Linked DNA regions of Homo sapiens: region 1 is linked to region 2. Evidence: read pairs that join two places in POLR2A ChIA-PET (ENCODE). Cell type or tissue: A673. All regions are shown on one strand. Each heading gives the region's core, and the rest is flanking DNA. Links, peaks and the distances in the headings are about the cores only. Region 1 overlaps GUCD1 (guanylyl cyclase domain containing 1). Region 2 overlaps ADORA2A-AS1 (ADORA2A antisense RNA 1).

Evidence for each region. Peaks named below come from ENCODE experiments on the same cell type or tissue, not always from the same donor. Only the 100,000 strongest peaks of a DNase experiment are listed, where the experiment ranks them.
Region 1: POLR2A ChIA-PET joins it to region 2 with 5 read pairs; 6 of 35 experiments call an interaction of 5 or more read pairs at or near these places.

Annotation. Positions count from the first base shown.
Region 1 is chr22:24,543,910-24,546,824 of GRCh38, forward strand. It overlaps GUCD1 (guanylyl cyclase domain containing 1), which reads right to left. Exons shown (of 6, transcript NM_001284254.2): 5 at 1-174. Among named protein-coding and RNA genes, the nearest start is that of GUCD1, 9.8 kb to the right of the region's middle. In A673, for the core only: no CTCF peak of the experiment used is centred there; no DNase peak of the experiment used is centred there.
Region 2 is chr22:24,450,239-24,453,153 of GRCh38, forward strand. The region is part of intron 3 of ADORA2A-AS1 (ADORA2A antisense RNA 1); the gene reads right to left. Among named protein-coding and RNA genes, the nearest start is that of ADORA2A, 24 kb to the left of the region's middle. In A673, for the core only: no CTCF peak of the experiment used is centred there; DNase peaks (open chromatin) are centred at 533 and 1,253; H3K27ac peaks cover 1,280 bases.

The DNA.
Region 1 (2,915 bases), core at 90-2,589, 94 kb after region 2:
AAGTGGCCCTGGTAGTCAGGAGTGCGGCAGAAGCAGTGGTGGCCACTGGGGGTGAAGCAGCAGTACTTGACAGGGCTGGAGCACAGGTCACAGTGCAGCACCCCCGAGTTCACCAGCACGATGGCCACATGGCCCTGAGCCAGGTGCGCCTGGATGTCCTTCACACTCACTGTGCTGTGGGCGGGAGGGGGGTCAGCTGGTGCTGCTGGGCCCCCATTCCCCATCCCTCAAATGGATCCCTGCTTGTGCCTGTTTCTCTGTTACAAAGCTTGGGGATCGGCTCCTTTTCCCTTTGCCCTGAACTCCCTGCTCTGTCACTGTGGCCCAGGCTCAGCCTAGAGCCAAGCAGGAGACCGGTGGGGGGGGTGTGTGTGTGTGTCTGAATGTGCACAAAGATGAGCTGGCTCTGTCAGGCCCTTCACGGGGAGAGCATTCAGCTCCAGGTGGGTCCAGTCAAGGGCCACTAGAGCAGCACACAGAAACCATCCTCCTACTGCACCCCAGCCTGGTTAGTGAATTCTTTTTGCCCAGCCCTGTCTCTCCTCTACCCTAAATCATGTGTGGTTTACATTGAAAACTGCCAGCCAAGCATGGCTCAGACACTTTCAAAACCAAATGCTTCTCTGAAAGAGCTATTTTACTTTTTTTCTAAGGCTCCTGGTGGCAGAAGGGGCTGCCCAGGAAGGGCTGGGCCACATTGCTTCCAGGGGAGCTCCAGTTCAGCAATGACATCTACCTGGAGCCTCCCTCACTGGCAGAAGGCACTGCCCCATCCTGTGCCTTCCACTAGGCAGCAAATCCAAATGAAAACCTAGAGCAGGGCTGGGCACAGTGGCTCACACCTGTAATCCCAGTGCTTTGGGAGGCCAAAGCGGAAGGATCGCTTGAGACTAGGAATTAGAGACCAGCCTGGGCAACACAGCAGTACCCTGTCTTTACAAAAACATTTAAAAATTTACCAGGCGTGGGGCGTGGTGGTATGAGATTGTGGTTCCAGCTACTCGGGAGACTGAGGCAAGAAGATCACTTAAGCCTGGGGCTGTAGCAGTGAGCTGTATTGCAATATTGCGCCACAGCACTACAGCCTGTATGACAGATTAAGACCCTGTCTCTTAAAAAAAAAAAAAAGAAAAGAAAAGAAAACACCCAGAGGGACAGAGGGCAGATGGGGCTGTGGGCAGGGGGAGCTCTAGGCCAGGGGCTCCTGCATCTTTGCTGGAGGGGCTGCTCACCCACTTGGGGCCTTCCTTAGGAGTGGCAGCATCAGTACCATGTGGCCTGACCCAGCTTCAGCCACAGCTGAGTCACGTGGCAGTTTGGATTGCTGCCTTGGCCAAGGAAACATGCCATTTTTCCATTTGGTCTTTGAAACAAAATAGCTGGCTGAGTTCCCAGTGGCAGTGCACAGGAGTGGGATTTCAGCTATAGGGAAAAAGCAGGGGCTTGGCTGGAAGGAAAAACTACAGGCTTCAAGGAATAACAAGCATGGGTTCAGATCATGGCATGGCCAAGATGCTGGGGGTGACCTTGGGTGTCTCTCTCCTCCTCAGTTTCCTCCCCCGAGAAGCAGAGATAGCAACAGCTTTCCCACTCAAGGAGACAGCACCTGTTGAGGGCTGCTAAATAAACATTTGCTGCCTTTCCTTCCAACATGTGCCCATGTGGTCATAGTATGAATGGAGATCCCACCCCACTATATTCTTTTTTTTTTTGAGACAGAGTCTGTCTCTGTTGCCCAGGCTGGAGTGCAGTGGCGCGATCTCGGCTCACTGCAAGCTCCGCCTCCTGGGTTCATGCCATTCTCCTGCCTCAGCCTCCCGAGTAGCTGGGACTACAGGCACCCGCCACTGCGCCCAGCTAATTTTTTGTATTTTTAGTAGAGACGGGGTTTCACCATGATCTCGATCTCCTAACCTCGTGATCCGCCCGCCTCGGCCTCCCAAAGTGCTGGGATTACAAGCGTGAGCCACCGTGCCCGGCCTGTTTTGTTGATTTTTAAAGCCCGGGGCAGTACTCTTGGAAAATGTCCCACATCCTGGATTTGCCTTTCTGTTTCCTTGAGGGCAGATTCAGACAGAGTCTCGCTCTGTCCCCCAGGCCGGAGTGCAGTGGCACTATCTCGGCTCACTGCAAGCTCCGCCTCCTGGGTTCAGGCCATTCTCCTGCCTCAGCCTCCCGAGTAGCTGGGACTACAGGCGCCTGCCACCACGCCCGACTAATTTTTTGTATTTTTAGTAGAGACAAGGTTTCACCGTGTTAGCCAGGATGGTCTCGATCTCCTGACCTCGTGATCCGCCCACCTCAGCCTCCCAAAGTGCTGGGATTACAGGCGTGAGCCACCGCGCCCGGCCCCCAAACCCCCATTTTCTAAATCACCTATCATGTGATTATACTACGTCAATAATGAAAATATAAATCCGCAAAGAAAGGGAAAATCTGAGAAGAGCCTGTCCAGGACCTAGAGGCAGCAGGTCTGAGCCCCACTCCCACGTAGCCCAGAAAAGAATGTGACCCACATCTGGGCAAACTGCACCCAGAGTCTTCCTGAATCCAGCCCCAATGCATACAGATGAGAAGAGGAGGCCCTTGTAAGGTCACAGCAGCCCTTACACACTGGGTCCTCCCTGTTCCCCATCCCTTGTCAATCACTGCACCAGCACATTCCTCTTAGGCCATCGCCCTTTCATTAGGGGCCTTGTGTTCTGTCCCATGCTGTCTTTCTGCAAGTAGCCCAAGGGCTGGGTGCAATCTCTCTCACTCACCTATCCCTCCAGCACCTGCTCAGGATCCACCCCTGGTCAGAGCCTGGGTCATGTAGCCCCAGTGAGCTCCATAAACCAAGGCTCAAGGGGGCAAGTCAGTGCCCACAGCCACCCGGGTAGCCAGTTCTGCCTGGCTCCAGAGTCCTAGCCTTT
Region 2 (2,915 bases), core at 226-2,725:
GACTTTGCTGAAATCCTCTTTTCCCCTTCCTGAGCGCCTTTAGATGCATGCCTGTCCCACGCACCAGAAGTTTGTTACCTGCTTCTGATGACATCTCTTCTGCTGCTAAGTTATGACTTAACGCCTGAATAATGTGCTGGTTTTCACCAGTGTATGTTCTATTTTCCTACCAAGACTATAAATTTGAATCCCAGAGAGAGGAGTGGGGATGGTATCTCCTCCATCCTAGGGCGAAGCATAGCAACACTTGGTAAGGCACACTGACTGGGTCGAGAGACCTGGGTTTTAGTTCTCTGCTGCCATTAACTGGTCATGTGACTTTGGGTTTCCTTCCCTGCAAAATGATGAAGCAGTGGATACATATCGCTTCCAGCTCTGGTATTCTCTGAGTCTATTTGACTGTGGGCTGACCCACCCAGCTCTAGGCCTGGCTAGGGAAGGAGCAAGGGAGGCTATGGACAAGCCCAGGGAGAGAGAGAGGGAGAGGGAGATGGGGAGCTAATAGCTCTGGAGGAAGGAAGGACATGCTGGGCTAATGGGATAATTGGATAATCCTCAGAGCTAGGGGCTGCCAGGCTGGGGCCAGCTGTTAGAAGCAGACACAAATAGCACAAGCAAAACAAGGGCGCTGATGCAGGAAGCAGCTTGCTGAGAGATATGGAGGAAGGTGGGTGGTGGCCAGAGGGTGGGGGAGGGGACAAAGAGAAACTGGAGCCCCTTTCTGTTGAAATTTTGAGGACAGGATCTTAAGGTCTTGTACTCTGACCCCATTTAGAAAGACTGCATTTAAGGATCCTGGCCTTCTATATACCAAAGAACATTCTTAGAGACCAGTGGTTTATCTTGGCCTCCACAGTGTCCTGGCCACCAAGGACCTTTAAGGACCATAAAGCCCTCATCTTTGCCCATTGAGGGTTATCTGTAAATGGGGCATCCATTTGACATGCCTGTGAAAATATTGCTGGACTCTTACAAAATATTAATTTTAGATACATGACTCAGTGGGTCCCTTCATTTCAGGCAGATAAGTGGTTCTGTCAGTGGGGTTGGGCACAGAACAAAAGAAATTTTGGAGGGGTCTAGGACCCAACTCTGCTAGGTCACATAAGTCATGACCTCAGTGACTGGACCTCAGTTAGCCCATCTATAAAATGGGGACAATAAGCATTACCCTCCCTGCAAGGCTGTTGTGGAGATAAAATGAGATCATGAATGGGAAAGTAATTTGAAATGCAAGTGCTTTGCCAAGCACTTTAGTCCCAACTCTGTTTCTAATTTTGTATGATTTTAGAAAGGCTATTTCCTTTCTCTGAGTTCCAGTGTCTTCCACTATAAGATGATGAGATCAGACTAGATGCTCTTTAAATTCCCTTCTAATTCTAATGACTCTAATTCTTATTAAAAATAGTATATTTACATTTGTATACCCTATAAGGACAGTATGAGAAAAGAAAATTAGAGGCCAATTTTATTAATGAACATAGATATAAAATACTAAAGATTAGCAAGCCATATCTAGCAATGTACAAAAAAATATATAAATCATTATCCAGTAGGGTTTATCCCAGGAATGCAAGGATGGTTTCACATCAGATAATCATTCAATATCATTCATATTAATAAGTTAAAGAACACTAAAGGAGAATCTCAACAGATGCAGAAAATGCATTTGATTTAAAAAAGTCAACACCCAATCATAGAAAAAACTGTTAGCAAACTAGAAATATAAAAACATTTTCTTAACTCAATAAAGTATATTTTTCAACATCTCACTGAACACACCATAGTCAATGGTGAAATAGAAGCCTTCTCTTTCGGTCAGGCACGGTGGCTCATGTCTGTAATCCCAGCACATTGGGAGGCTGAGGTGGGCAGATCACGAGGTCAGGAGTTCAAGACCAGCCTGGCCAACATGGTGAAACCCCATCTCCACTAAAGAATACAAAAATTAGCTGGTTGTGGTGGCACATACCTGTAATCCCAGCTACACGGGAGCCTGAGGCAGGAGAATCGCTTGAAGCCAGAAGGCAGAGATTGCACTGAACTGAGATCACGCCACTACACTGCAGCCTGGACTACAGAGGGAGACTCTATCTCAAAAAAATAAATAAAAAAAATAAGAAGCCTTCTCTTTCTAGTCAAGACCAAACCCACTATTCTATCCAATATAGTACTAAAGTTCCTAGAGATCACAATAATACATGAAAAAGAAAAGAAACAAAATAACATTATCTGCAGCTGAATTAACTGTCTATATAGAAAAATTCAAAACATTTCTTTGGAATATTATTGGAACTAATGAGAGTTTATCAAGGCTGTCGGATATAAAATCAACATAAAAAACCAACAGCATTCCTATAGGGCAGCAAAAACTATTATAAGTCATTTAAAATATATCATTTATAATAGTAGCAAAAACCAGAAGGTACCTAGAATAAATCCAACAAATGCACAAAAAGAAGACTCAGATGAGGAGATGTGCCATGTTCATGGATGGGAAGAATCAATACTATAAAACTGGCAATTATCCCCAGTCCATCTGGAAATCAAGTGTAATCCTTTAAAATTTCCAATAGATTTTCTTTCATAAATTATACATTTTGGATCCTAAAAATCATTTGAAAAGAAAAAAGGCCAAGAAGAGCCACAATAATCTTCTTCCTTTTAAAGAAGGTGAAGAATTGTCCTAACATACAATAGTGTGGTACAGGAACAGGCAAACAGATGAAGTGAATGAGACACAAAGGTTAGAAGCAAACCTGTCTTTGTATGGGAATGTGGTATGTGGTAGAGGTCACATTACAAACCACAGAAAAAGCATGGAAGGTTCATTAAGTGGTTCTGAAACATGGAAAGGTAAAATTGAAGACAAAGGTGAAAGAAACAAAGATCTTTAACACTTTAAAAAGCAAATA